Linked DNA regions of Homo sapiens: region 2 is linked to region 1. A link is a contact called in ENCODE Hi-C or POLR2A ChIA-PET data. All regions are on one chromosome and are shown on one strand. The core of a region is the stretch at or near the end of the contact, and the rest is flanking DNA. Distances in the headings are between cores, read along the strand shown.

The links. Hi-C counts contacts between places; a loop is a spot of excess contacts on that map. ChIA-PET counts read pairs that join two places held with the same protein, here RNA polymerase II (POLR2A). Pooled maps may share reads with other maps.
Region 2: a pooled map shows a loop between it and region 1 (9-fold over the local background). The contact joins the enhancer-like site here to the promoter of ZNF680 in region 1. A Hi-C loop is called at or near these places in 7 of 50 pooled maps. POLR2A ChIA-PET finds 5 or more read pairs at or near these places in 2 of 52 experiments (OCI-LY7 and activated CD8-positive, alpha-beta memory T cell).

Annotation. Positions count from the first base shown.
Region 1 is chr7:64,559,823-64,567,341 of GRCh38, reverse strand. ZNF680 (zinc finger protein 680) reads left to right here and starts at 4,271. Exons shown (of 4, transcript NM_178558.5): 1 at 4,271-4,417. The coding sequence starts at 4,388. It also overlaps the pseudogene LOC100133092. RefSeq lists a silencer at 4,113-4,222 and an enhancer at 4,323-4,682.
Region 2 is chr7:65,077,204-65,084,722 of GRCh38, reverse strand. It overlaps the pseudogene GTF2IP14. Among named protein-coding and RNA genes, the nearest start is that of SNORA15B-1, 10 kb to the right of the region's middle. RefSeq lists an enhancer at 3,234-4,128. Within about 2 kb of position 3,106, at least 29 of the 41 ENCODE cell types and tissues checked have a DNase peak (open chromatin) inside an H3K27ac peak, as active enhancers do.

The DNA of each region.
Region 1 (7,519 bases), core at 3,022-5,521:
TAAAAGAAACCACTGGTTGGTGTGGTGGCTCACGCCTGTAATCCCAGCACTTTGGGAGGCCGAGGTGGGTGGATCACCTGAGGTAAGGAGTTCGAGACCAGCCTGACCAACATAGAGAAACCCTGTCTCTACTAAAAATATAAAAAAAAAATTATCCGGGTGTGGTGGTGCATGCCTGTAATCCCAGCTACTTGGGAGGCTGAGGCAGGAGAATTGCTTGAACCCAGTAGACGGAGGTTGTAGTGGGCTGAGATTATGCCATTGCACTCCAGCCTGGGCAACAAGAGCAAAACTCAATCTCAAAAAAAAAAAAAAAAAAGAACACTAACTGAGAATTAGGATATTAAACCTGGACAAGAGAAAGAATAAACACCTGTGATTGAGCAACGTAAATTGGAAGCTGATTGCCGGAAATTGCATCTGGAAAAGACTGGGAGTAAGTGCAAAGATGGCCCTGATGTAAAAGAGAAGACTCCACCTAATCTGAAGCGTGCTAAGATTATAGAAGCAGGAGATGGGCAGCCATAAATTAAAAAGAAGATGAAGTGGTTGGTCGCAGTGGCTCACGCCTGTAATCCCAGCACTTTGGGGGACCAAGGCGGGTAGATCACGAGGTCAAGAGTTCAAGACCAGCCTGGTCAAGATGGTGAAACCCAGTCTCTACTAAAAATACAAAAATTAGCCCAGCTTGGTGGCGAGCATCTGTAATCCCAGCTACTTGGGAGGCTGAGGCAGAGAATTGCTTAAACCCGTGAGGCGGAGGTAGCAGTGAGCCGAGATCGTGCCACCACACTCCAGCCTGGGTGACAGAGTGAGACTCCGCCAAAAAAAAAAAAAAAAAAAAAAGAAGACACACACACACACACACACACACACACAGATGATGTCACATTGAAAATTTGACTGAAATTTTGAAAATACTGTCAATTAAGTTTGAGTTTTCACTGAAGCAAAAAATAAAACAAGCATCTTAGAATTAACTGTATTTTATTGTCTTAATGTGCAATTGGTAAAACCAATTTACTTCTTTAAACTTCAAATTTTTCTGACTATAATGCAGTAGACTATGACTCTAAACATTTCCCTCATGCATTTTGTGGGTATTATGACTTACCATAGAGTCAATCACAAAGAGAGTCTACACTTAAATTTTCTCCTTGCATCTTAAATTTCAGTATCTATAATCCTCCATAAAAAAGTATATGAGAGGCTGGGCATGGTGGCTCACGCCTGTAATCCCACCATTTTGGGAGGCTGAGGCTGGTGGATCACCTGAGGTCAGGAGTTTGAGACAAGCCTGGCTAATGTAGTGAAACCCTGTCTCTAGTAAAAATAGAAAAATTAGCCGGGCGTGGTGGCAGGTGCCTGTAATCCCAGCTACTCAGGAGGCTGAAGCAGGAGAATCGCTTGAACCCAGGAGGCGGAGGTTGCAGTGAGCTGAGATGGCGCGATTGCACTCCAGCCTGGGTGACAAGAGCGAAACTCCATCTCAAAAAAAAAAAAAAAAAAAAAATGAGGCCAGGCGTGGTGATTCACACCTGTAATCCCAGCACTTTGGGAGGCCGAGGCAGGTGGATCACCTGAGGTCAGGAGTTCAAGACCAGCCTAGCCAACATAGTGAAACCCAATCTGTACTGAAAATACAAAAATTATCTGGGCATGGTGGTGTGCGCTTGTGGCCCCAGCTACTCGGGGGGCTGAGGCAGGAGAATTGCTTGAATCTGGGAGGCAGAGGTTGCAGTGAGTCTAGATTACTCCACTGCACGCCAGCCTGGGTGACTGAGCAAGACTCCATCTCATAAATAAATAAATAAAGCAAATCTAACATAGAAGCATTTTTCATAGTTTTAATGCAGCCAACAATTGATCAAATGCTTTTCTATAAATGCTACAAATGAAGGCATAACATCAAGTGATTTGAGAGTTAAATTACCTCAACATTCATATTTTGAAAATTTAAAATTCTTTTCATGCAAAACAAGAAAAGTCAAATATAACTATAACGCCTCAAAAGATAAATCCTTGCTTCTTTTAGTCTTACACAAAAGTAAATGATATATTTTAACTTTGGATTACTCTGTATAATAAACACTGTTTAGAGTAATGTCTAAAATGTTAGTGTCTTAGAGTTTTCTACTGCGAATTACCTGATGATTACTTCTACTTGATTTCTAATTTTTTTTACATTTACTGAATTTGAAGAATATTATTTAATGTGAACACTCTGGTGTTTTCTAAGGTATACTTCTTAGAACAAATGGTTTTTCTCTATTTATTATATTATTCATAGGGTCTGTCTAAAATACAAATTTCCTAAAGTTGAAGAAAGTGTCAACAACTGATTGAGGGTTTCTCTCCAGTATAAATTCTCCTGTGTACAATAAGATATAAGTGAAGATATTAAACTCAACTTTTCAAAATCAGGAAATGTAACATTAAAAAATGAGGTGAATCTTAATAACATAAATAAAGTATACAATCACAAAAAACAGATACTGTCCGAATCCACTTACATGAGATAGCTAGAAACAGAAACCAAAATGATATTTTGAAAAAGATAAATAATAGGAAATTGGGCAGTTGTTTCAGGGGTATTGAGTTTTGTTTAGAAGATAAAAATGTTTTCCGAGCGTGGTGGCTCATGCCTGTAATCCCAGCACTTTGGGAGGCCAAGGTGGGCAGATCACCTGAGGTTGGGAGTTTGAGACAACCCTGACCAACATGGAGAAACCCCATCTCTACTAAAAATACAAAATTAGCCAGGTTTGGTGGCACATGCCTGTAATCCCAGCTATTCGGGAGGCTGAGGCACTAGAATCACTTGAACCCGGGAGGTAGAGGTTGCAGTGAGTTGAGATCACGCCATTGCACTCCAGCCTGGGTGACAAGAGCAAAACTCTGTCTCAAAAAAGAAAAAAAGAAAAAGAAAGACCAGGGAGGGATCTGTAGACATAGAGCATTCTTCTTCTGTGGCCCCATCGTCCTTTGTTCACTGTCTGATCTCTGGAAGAAAGGTGGGCAACAGGTGGTCTTCCTGTTGTTATTTTATTCCTGCTGTCCTCTGCTCTTTCTATGGCCACTATCTGTTCTACCCTTGGAACTGAAGAGAGATGTTGGTAGGGAAAGACTTTCCCCTTATTTATGGCAGGAAAAGGATGTTCAAGCCCAGTGTGGTGGCTCATGGCTGTAATCCCAGCACTTTGGGAGGATGAGACAGAAGGATTACTTAAGGTCAGGGGTTTGAGTCCAGCCTGGCTGACATGGCAAAATTCCATTTCTACTAAAAATACAAAAATAAGCCAGGCATGGTGGCACATGCCTGTAATCACAGCTACTCTGGGGAAAATAAGGCAGGAGAATTGCTTGAATCCGGAATGTGGAGATTGCAGTGAGCCGAGATTGCACCACTGCACTCCAGCCTGGACATAAGAGCAAGACTCTGTTTGAAAAGAAAAGAAGAGAAGAGAAAGGAAAAGAAAGAAAAGAAGAGAAGAGAAAGGAAATAAAAAGAAAGGAAGAAAAGAAAAGAAAAAAGAAAAGGGATGTTCAGGATTTCATCTTCTGCCATCAGAGCTGCACTTCAATGTGGCAGCTATTGGCCACCTGTGGCTACTGGGTGCATGGAATGTGGCTGGTCTGAACTGCGATGTGGTAGAAAGGTAAAATACATAGTTTTAATTTTTTTTCCAAAATATATATACTTTGTTAATAATTACATACTGGTCACATATTAAAATGATAATATTTTGGATATATTGGGTTAATTAAATTTCTACAATGAATTCCTCCTGTTTTTTTTTCTTTTTAAAATTTTCCTTCTAGAAAATTTAGAATTCACGTGGCTCACATTCAATTTCAGAGGACTGCCTTTTTAAAAAAAAATGTCAGGCTACCCGCTCAAAGGACAAGAAGCCAGGAGCTCATAAAATTGGAAAATTTTAAATAATTGTTATTGCATTATTTTCATGTGTGAATAGCCACATAATATATTATTTATAAAGGCATACGACCTTATACGCAGGGTTATATGCAAATACTCTCTGGTGTGAGCCTGGTCCGTTCAGGGAGGAAGCCCTTCCCTGAGAACCCTGCAGCTTGGATTTCACTCTTTCTACGTTCAGCCCAGCCGCTGAGCACATATTCTGTCACTCAGGGCATTAGGGGGTGGCGCCCTAAACATTATCCAATCAGGGACGCGGGGCTGGGACCCGTCCAATCAGGCACGCAGCTGGAGCGGACAGGACGGCTTCCGGGATTTGGCGGGGCCTTTGTCTCTAGCTGCTGCGGGAGCTCCAGGTCTAGTCTTTACTGCTCTGTGTATTCTGCTCCTAGAGGCCCAGCCTCTGTGACTCCGTTATCTGCAGGTATTGGGAGATGCACAGCTAAGATGCCAGGACCACCTGGAAGCCTAGAAATGGTGAGAGTGCGGTCCGACACCCCGAGAGAGGGGGAGGGGCTGGTTGGAACCGGTCGGAAGTGGCTGTGGCAGGACTCCAGGCTCCAAGCACTGGGCTCCAAAATCCGCGGCCCGAGTTGTCCTTGGCGCAGCTCGGTCCTCAGTCCCCTTCAGCCATAAGATGGCGGCTGGGCTGACAGCCGGACCCCGGGCGTCATGTCTCCTCCCTGCGCAGTGACTGTGCCTTGGCCTGGAGCCCTCGCTGGGCAGCTCTGCACCCGCAGTGCCGCATCTCTGCCGATAACTCGGGGTGCAGGGTTCATAAATGGGAAGCGCTTTGGTCCATGGGGTCCCAGTCCCTCCTTTTTTCTATTAAAAATTCATGGAAGTCACTGCAAATATATTTAAAAATGTAATAGAAGAGTGGTTCAAAAATCGTAGAGCACCCAGCTATGATTTGTAATTTGTGGTCCATGGGAGGGGCTTGAAGGAAAGACTTTTAAGTGGTGTATGATGAATAAAACCAAATTCAATAATCGGTTAGGTACAGTTACATAACTTCTTAATTTGTAAGATCAAAGTGGAAATTTTCTGGTTATGTAATCGGAGGGTACTTGGCAGTTTATAGTTGGTTAAGCAAGAATTTTATTTCCCCCAATGTAATACTTTACAAAAAACAATGTATTTGAGTTAGATTTTTTTTTTTTTTTTTTTGAAACGGAGTCTCGCTCTGTCGCCCAGGCTGAAGTGCAGTGGCACGATCTCGGCTCACTACAACCTCTGCCTCCCGGGTTCAAGTGATTCTCCTGTCTCAGCCTCCCGAGTAGCTGGGATTACAGGCGCCCGCCACCATGCCCGGCTAATTTTTGTATTTTTAGTAGAGACGGGTTTCACCATGTTGGACAGGCTGGTCTTGAACTCCTGACCTTGTGATCTGCCCGCCTCGGCCTCTCAAAGTGCTGGGATTACAGGCGTGAGCCACTGTGCCTAATGTAAATTTTTTTTTTTTTTGAGACGGAGTCTTGCTCTGTCGCCCAGGCTGGAGTGCAGTGGCGCGATCTCGGCTCACTGCAAGCTCCGCCTCCTGGGTTGACGCCATTCTCCTGCCTCAGCCTCCTGAGTAGCTGGGACTACAGGCGCCCGCCACCACGCCTGGCTAATTTTTTTGTATTTTTAGTAGGGACAGGGTTTCACCAAGTTAGCCAGGATGGTCTTGATCTCCTGACCTCGTAATCCACCCGCCTCGGCCTCCCAAAGTGCTGGGATTACAGGCGTCAGCCACCGCGCCCGGCCCTAGTGTACATTTTTGATACTATATTTTAATTAATCATTTTTTGAGAAATCATTGGATGGTACTTTTTAAAAGATTTGTTTTCCGTTTGTAAAAATTTTCTGTAAGAAGAAAGCAAAGAGTAATCCCTGGACACTATTGTAAAAAATCTCTGCGCCTCTTTTCCTTTTATCTTCCATAGGCACAGAGATCTTATCAGAATTTTGGGGGGTCACAGTTTCCCTTTGGAAACTTTATGGGGTGATGTGTCCTCGGCTACCCTTCAGATTTTTCCTGGTCCTGGGTTTCAGTACTGTCTGGGAATAAACCATGATACCCACCATGACTATGTCTGCTAGAGTGCCTAATGAATATCAGCTCCTGGGTCATTTTCTCCCACAGGACTGCCTGAGGTACAAAGTGTAGCCTCTCGAGGGAGCAGGTGGATGCCCTGGAGCTGAGAGAAATCTCCTGGTGCACTCTTCCTTGGAAAGGCTGACACCTTGAGACATTAAGATTGTCTTCACCCAACTCAGCTTCCGTTTCCTTGGGACACATTGCTGGTCAATCAGATGCTGGTATTGAGGGAAAAACATAGAAATAATTTCTGGATTCTCTAAGGGGGCAGAAAAATAGTGAAAAAAAATGATGAAAAAAGAGTGAAAGACAAATAGTGAAAAATTTGTAAAGGAAATTAAAAGGTAAAATATTTACGAATGGTGTAAAAGAGGTGAGTTTCAGAAAAAAATTAATATCTACATATATTCCATTTGTTAAAAATTCTCATTTACTATTTTGTTTTCCAGACTGAGTTTAGTAATTGTCACAGGTAGTTTTTTTACGGCTGGGTAATTTTTTTTTTTTTTGAGACAGTCTCATTCTGTCACCCAGGCTGGAGTGCAGTCACATGATCTTGGCTCACTGCAACCTCTGTCTCTTGGGTTCAAGCGATTCTCCTCCCTCAGCCTCCTGAGTAGCTGAGACTACAGGCGCTAGCCACCACACTCAGCTAATTTTTGTATTTTTAGTAGGGATGAGGTTTCACCATGTTGGCCAGTCTGGTCTCAAACTCTTGATCTCAGGTGATCCACCCGCCTTGGCCTCCCAAAGTATTGGGATTACAGGCATGAGACACCGCACCCAGCCTAGCTGGGTAATTTCAAACAGAATTCCAAGCCTTAACTTTTAGAATGCTAGCTATCTAGGGAAAAAATAGAGAAAATCTCTTCTCCATTTTGGCTTTAGAAAATGAATACATTTCCGGCCGAGTGCAGTGGCACACGCCTGTAATCCTAGCACTTTAGGATGCCAAGAGGGGTGGATCACCTGAGGTCAGGAATTCGAGGCCAGCCTGGCCAACATGGTGAAGCCTTGTCGCTACTAAAAATACAAAAATTAGCCGGGCGTGGTGGTACATGCCTGTAATTCCAGCTACTTGGGAGGCTGAAGCAGGAAAATTGCTTGAACCCGGGGGGTGGAGGTTGCAGTGAGCCAAGATTGTGCCACTTCATTCCAGCCTGGGCGAAAGAGTGAAACTTCATCTCAAAAAAAAAAAAAAAACAGAAAAGAAAATGAATACATTTCCACCAGAAAATGTGGTAGGTAATTGGTGAAGTTACATAGATTCTTGAAAACATTAGTACCTCTTTTTGCATGGTAAATTTGTGACAGTGAATATTTCTAGTCTATACCCTGTTATCTTGATTTCTGAGTTTTATGCTAAATTTTATGAGATGAAACTTGGTACCTCCTAGAAGTGTTTCCAAATGAATAATTGTTTACTACATAATTTTTAATGGAAATAATAAAATAATACATTTATTATCTAAAAGGAATACTTTTGCTTTTCTTAT
Region 2 (7,519 bases), core at 1,857-4,356, 520 kb before region 1:
ATGATCTATTTATATTCAAAATATGAATCATCAACATAATTTGCCATTAATATCTCATTCAGTCCCTTCACAGGACACATGATCCACTGGGAGTTAACACAATAGCAGCTGGCAGGCAGTGACACACAGCAAAAACGAAAACCAACAGGTGAAATAGTTCTGAAATAAAGAAAGTTTTAAAGCTAAGAGAAACCATTGAATTACTAAGTCATTAGCACTAATTTTGAGCCAACTAATTAATATGAGATGAAACAACGTCCTATGCTTTGGTAAATTCAAACCATGTTTAAACAATGGCTATAAAGTGACTTTCAAAAAGCTCCTGGCTTTACAAAGGTGAGATTATAACATAGTAATACATGCTAAAGCATTTCCCCCTGCAGATGAGCATGTTGTAACTTTCATCAGCCACATTGAGAGTCCAGAAGATGAGGGAAAAGGTTGTGGATTTCACTGAGAACTTACCAGAGTTGAACTCCCTCACTTTCCATTGCCCATCATTGGCAGGTTCCGGAACTGCCCATCATTGGCAGGCTCCGGAACAGGCTGTGTGTCACTGCCTGCCAGCTGTGGTAGTTCGTTGGTCTTTGGTCTCTTAGAAGGTGGAGAATCATCATCATGTTGAAAAAGAAAATGGTCATTAATGAAGGAACAATCCTAGGTTACAGCCACCTCCTGGTCAATTCCCAACATTCAAAAGGTGAGCAGCTTTAAAGCTATTTTGAATATTAATAATTATTCCTGTACTATGATCTTTAGCATGCCTTTTTCTAGTTACATTTGAAATTTTATTCTTTTGGGATGTGCTCAAGTGAATACTGCTTTATCCTCTGTCTTGCTTCATTACTTTTTAGTTTGCTTCATTTGAATCATCATTATAAATCTTCCCTTGCCCTCAAGTAACTCTGAAATTGCTGCCAATAACTATATTGTTTTAAGGCTTTTCAGAAAAAACTTTCAACAAAGACAGTCACCTGAAGTTATACAAATATAGAAGAAAGGGAATATAATTAAGCTTAGATTGGAAAAAATATTTAAGCTTATACAAAATTCAAACATACATAAACAAGGGAAGCTGGATAATTTTATGTTCAAATACTTTTAACAAGTGCAAAATGTATATGCTTAAAGAAATAGGGTTGGCCGGGCATGTTGGCTTATGCCTGTAATTCCAACACTTTAGGAGGCCAAGGCAGGCAGGTCACTTGAGGTCAGGAATTCAAGACCATCCTGGCCAACATGGTGAAACCCCATCTCTACTAAAAATACAAAAATTAGGCTGGGCGCGGTGGCTCACACCTGTCACTTTGGGAAGCTGAGGTGGCCGGATCACCTGAGGTAGGGAGTTCAAGACCAGCCTGACCAACATGGAGAAACCCTGTCTCTACTAAAAATACAAAATTAGCCAGGCATGGTGGCGCATGCCTGTAATCCCAGCTACTCGGGAGGCTGAGGCAGGAGAATCGCTTGAACCCGGGAGGTGGAGGTTGCAGTAAGCCGAGATGGCGACATTGCACTCTAGCCTGGGCAACAAGAGCGAACTCCGTTTCAAAAACAAAAACAAAAAGATATTAGCCAGATGTGGTGGCGCCTGTAATCCCAGTTATTCAGGAAGCTGAGGCAGGAGAATCGCTTGAACCCAGGAGGCGGTAGTTATGGTGAGCAGAGATCATGCCACTGCACTCCAGCCCAGGTAACAGAACAAGACCCTGTCTCAAAAAAAATAGGGCTACATTATTTATGAAACAGATACTGTTGACTCAGTCACCAGAAAGTGAAGGTCGCCAACATCAGACAAATTCACTGGAGGACCTATGTATGTGCTTTGAAAGACAACACTGCTTTGGTAAAGAATACTGTATTTCAGAAAAACATAATCATATTAACAACTAATAACACTGTAAAATGCTGATGTGTTGAATGCTACTTTAGAAAAACATGTTCAAGTCTAGGAAAAAGATTTCCGATAGAAAACTACGTATCAATTACCTAGCTAGCTAGCTATCTAGAGACAAGGTTTCATTCTATTGCTCAGGATGGAGAGCAGTGGGATGACCATAGCTCACTGCAGCCTTCAGCTCCTGGCCTCAACTTATCCTCCTGCCTCAGCCTCTTAAGTAGCAGGGCCACAGGTGGACACAGGTACACCTGGCTTTTTTTGTTTGTTTTGTATAAACAGGGTTTCACTACATGGCCCAGGCTGGTCTCAAGCTCTGGAGTCTTGCTCTGTCGCCCTGACTAGGGTGCAGTGATGCTTCTCGGCTCACTGCAACCTCCGCCACCTGGGTTCAAGAGATTCTCCTGTCTTAACCTCCTGAGTAGCTGGGACTACAGGCATGCACCACCATGCCCGGCTAATTTTGTATTTTTAGTAGAGATGGGATTTCTCCATGTTGGTCAGGCTGGTCTTGAACTCCCAACCTCAGGTGATCAGCCCGCCTCAGCTTCCCAAAGTGCTGAGATTACAGGTGTGAGCCACCGCGCTCGGCCTAATTTTTGTATTTTTTTGTAGAGACTGGGTTTCACCATATTGGCAAGGATGGTCTCAAACTCCTGACCTCAGGTGATCCACCCGCCTCGGCCTCCCAAAGTGTTGGGATTACAGGCGTGAGCCACCGCACTTTCTTATGTTATTAAATAGCCTAGCCCAGGAGGGTGCGGTGGCTCACGCCTGTAATCCCAACAACTCTAAAGGCCAAGGTGAGAAGATCGCTTGAACCCAGGAGTTCGAGACCGGCCCGGGCAACATAGCAAGACCCCCCCATCTCTACGAAAGATACAAAAATTAGGCCAAGCGTGCACCGCGCCTGGCTAATCTTTGTATCTTCCGTAGAGACGGGGTTGCGTCATGTTGCCCAGGCGCATCTCGAACTCCTGAACACAAGCCATCCTCCTGCCTCGGCCTCCCAAAGTGCCGGGATAGCACGGCCCAGGCAGCCTCATGTGTTCTTTAAGCAGTCCCTCCCGGTTGTACACTTGCATAGTTTTCTTTTTTATTTTTTTATACAGGGTTTACCTCAGTCTCGCAGGCAGGAGTGCTGTGGTGAGATCACAGATCATTGGAGCCTTGAATCTTGGGGTTCAAGTAGCTGGGAGGCTGAGGTTGGACTACAGAGGTGGGGTTGCGCCATATTGCTAGGCTGCTCTTGGCCTGAAGGGATCCTCCTTCCTGGCCACGCCCGGACACATAGTTTTCCATTTTTGACCGACATAAATACTGTGCTGGGTGGGAGTTTGTCAACTACCCCTTTCCAGCCAGCAACACACAGGAACTGGCGGGGAGGTCGCGGTTACCAGGCTCCACTCTGAGAAGACTGCCCAGCTCCAGGCACTGTACAGCCCTTGTGACGTGACAGAAGGCCCGCCCCTGTGACGTCACCGAAGGCGCCCCCCAAGATGTCGCAAAGGCCCGCCCCTCACGCAGAGCCAATCGGAACTCCAGGTGCTGGGTCTTCCAGGAGAGCGCCTGCGCGGGAGGGTGACCACAGGCGGCCGGGCGGGATGTCCTGTCCGCCGTCTTCAGCCCAGCCGCCACCACCCATAAGCTATGAGGAGGAGTTTACGACCACCTGGACTACTACCACCTGCGTGACTTCCCGGCCTGAGGGGTCCGCGCAGCAAAGGCCTGACGCTGCTGGAGCAGGCGCTGCGCACCTACCGGCTGGCGCCTGGTAGGCACGAGTGCAGGGTCGCCCAGAAGCTCCTCAATGGCCGGCGCAAGTGCCAGCCAGCGCCAGCTGCAGCCCTGGCCGCGCACTCGCCTCAGCTGAGCCTGGGTATGTGCACCCCCCAACACTTCCCCCAGCCATGTTCCCGGGACCTCGGGAGCGTCCCCCACCGCCCGGTGCCATTCGTGCTGGGCAGGGTCGGCCCCCTTTGAGGCTGCCCCGCGTTAGGGAGCTGCACCGCACCCCCACCAGCTTGACCTCTGACTGCCGTTGCAATAGCATTAAAGCCTTTGGAACTTTGTAGGTGGGTAGAAGGGGCTAGGAAACGAAGAAAACATCTTTTTAAAAATTTATATAAGGGACTGGCCGGGTGCGGTGGCTCACACCTGTAATCCCAGCACTTTAGGAGGCCGAGTGGGTGGATCACCAGGTCAGGAGTTGAAGACCAGCCTGGCCAGCATGGTGAAACCCCGTCTCTACTAAAAATACAAAAATTAGCTAGGCGTGGTGGCGGGCGCCTGTAATCCCAGCTACTCGGGAGGCTGAGGCAGAGAATTGCTTGAACCCGGGAGGTGGAGGTTGCAGTGAGCCGAGATCGCGCCATTGCACTCCAGCCTGGGCAACAAGAGCAAAACTCCGTCTCTAAATAAATAAATAAGATTTTCAAGGCGAGGCATGGTGGGTCACACCTAAATAAGTAAATAAATAAATAAAATGGATTTTCGGCTGGGCATGGTGGCTCACGCCTGTAATCCCAGCACTTTGGGAGGCCGAGGCGGGCGGTTCATGAGGTCAGGAGATCGAGACCATCCTGGCTAACACGGTGAAACCCCGTCTCTACTGAAAATACACACAAAAAAAAATTACCCAGGCGTGATGGCGCGCGCCTGTAGTCCCAGCTACTGGGAAGGCTGAGGCAGGAGAATGGCGTGAACCCGGGAGGCATAGTTTGCAATGAGCCGAGACCGTGCCACTGCACTTCAGCCTGGGTGACAGCGAGACTCCGTCTCAAAAAAATAAATAAATTAAAAAAATAAAATAAAATGGATTTTCAAGGCCAGGCATAGTGGGTCACACCTATAATCCCAGCACTTTGGGAGGCCAAGGCAGAAGGATTGCTTGAGCCCAGGAGTTCGAGACCAGCCTGGGCAACAGGGCAAAACCCTGTCTCTATCAAAAGCACAAAATAAGCTGGGCATTATAGTGCACACCTGTAGTCCGAGCTACTCAGGAGGCTGAGATGGGAGGATGGTTTGAGCCCGGGAGGCAGAGGCTGTATTGAGCTGAGATCATACCACTGAACTTCAGCCTGGGTGACGAGCCAGACCCCGTCTCAAAAAAAAATAATAACAATAAAAATAAATTCATATAGTTTGGTATGGTTTAGTAAGTTTCAGCAGGCAGATTGTCAGGGTAAGATGGATTGTTATATATACATTTATATATATAATATGTATATTTATATACTTATTTATTTTAGCAGAGATAGGGTCTCCCTATGTTGCCAGGCTGGTCTTAGACTCCTGAGCTCAAGCAATCCTGCCTCGGGTTCCTAAAGGAAGCTCACATTGGAGGTGTGAGCCACCACACCTGGCCTATAAGGGGAATTTAAGGGACTCTCTACTATGATGTCCCTTCTCCCAATCCCTTTCCGCATGTAGAAGAGGGTTCTGTTGAGTGACTGGCATTTGCTTATATTTCTCAGTGCTATGCCCAGTGTAATGGAAAAGGCACAGACTGGCTCAAGAGCCCAGGGATTTCAGTTCCAGGCCAAGCTCATCCACTGACTGACAGAGTCAGTCAAACTTGTTTGGATTTCAGATTCTTCATCTGAATAACGTAGATAACACTTATCCCATAGTACACTGCAAAGATGACACGTGACAGTGAACAAGTTAGTTTCCGTTTAAATATTAAGAATTAGGCCAGGCGCAGTGGCTCACACCTGTAACCCCAACACTTTGGGAGGTCGAGGCGAGTGGATCACAAGGTCAGGAGTTCGAGACCAGCCTGGCCAATATGGTGAAACCCTGTCTCTACTAAAAATACAAAAATTAGGTGGGTGTGGTGGTGGGCGCCTCTAATCCCAGCTACTTGGGAGGCTGAGGCAAGAGAGTCGCTTGAACCCGGGAGGCAGAGGTTGCAGTGAGCGAAATTGCGCCACTGCACTCCAGCGCCTGGGTGACAGAGTGAGACTCAGTCTAAAAAAAAGAAAGGAAAAAAGAATGAGATTAGAGAGGGCCTTCATTCCTCCTGGAAGAACACCTGATGTACCTGAAATCTTTGTTGGTGACAGGAAATATGTCGATAGCATAGGGTTTCACTGTTGCCTCCCACACAGGGCCTTCACCATCTCTGTCATCTGGAGAATTTGTTCCCATCAGGAATCTCCCACCTGGCAGTGGGACCATGCTAGTAGCCTGTCCATTTCCTGCAGATAAAAAAGAGAGGTATCGGTAATACATGCATATATATAAAACAAGTGGTAATATTTGGATCGTATGCAATACTCATGATGGTATGACAAAACAAAACAAAAAATGTGGAGGTTTAAAAATCTGGCTTTAAATTCCTTTTGCATTTTGTTTGCCTTCACATTCTTGTTCTGCCACTTAGTTTGATGGGAAACCTTAGGCAAATTTCTTAATCTGAGATTCAATTTCTTTTCTTTTTTCTTTTTTTTTTTGTGACGGGATCTCACTCTGTCACCCAGGCTGGAGTGCAGTCATGCAGTCTTGGCTCACTACAGCCTCTGCCCCCGTGGGCTCAAGCAGTCCTCCCACCTCAGCCTCCTAAGAGCTGGGACCACAAGTGTGCACCACCACGCCTGGCTAATTTTTGTATTTTTTGTAGAGATGGGGTTTTGTTATGTTGCCCAGGCTGGTCTCAAACTCCTGAGATCAAGTGATCCTTCCACCTCAGCCTCCCAAAGTGCTGGGATTACAGGTGTGAGCCAACACGCCCGGCTGAGATTCAATTTCTTCATCTGAAAAATGAGGATACCTATGGACAACTGTAGCTTGTTCATAAAAGAAAAAAAAAATAAGTATGAAAAATGGGGATACTATCTCACTATCTCTTAGGTAGTAGCTGTATCAATTAAAGTAACATGGAACCAGGTTCAATGGCTCAGAGACAGGGTGCAGAAGCGAAGGCAGGAGGATTGCTTGAGCCCAGGAGTTCAAGGTTGCGGTAAGCTATGATCATGTCACTGCACTCCAGCCTGGGTGACAGAGTGAGATCCTGTCTCAAAAAATAAAAAATAAAAAGATAGTAATAAAATAGCATGGGTGAAATGTTGCGCACATGATAGATTTGCACTTACCTCTTTCTTCCTCTACACAAACCCTTGCCCCAACTAGGCGAATTTAGACACTCTACCCTAAAATACATCTAGCACTTTCTACCCATCCTTCTGCTCATGCTGTTTCTCTGCCTCTTCCTCTCCATTTACTGAACTCTTACAGTTCTTGGTGATTCTCACCATTATATGCTCCAGAAGGGAAGTATATAATACATATATATTTTTGACAGTATATACCTGGTCCCTGCCATAAATGCGCAATGATTATCGCCAAATAGTTAAATGAGCACCTTTAGACTTGTTTGAATGCCTCAGAAATATCATAGAATTAAAAAGGACCGGCCAGGCATGGTGGCTCACGTCTGGAATCCCAGCACTTTGGGAGGCAGAGGTGGGCAAATCACCTGAGGTCAAGAGTTAAAGACCAGCCTGGCCAACATGGCGAAACCCCATCTCTATTAAAAATACAAAAATTAGGCTGGGTGCGGTGGCTCACACCTGTAATCCCAGCACTTTGGGAGGCCAAGGTGGGCGGATCACGAGGTCA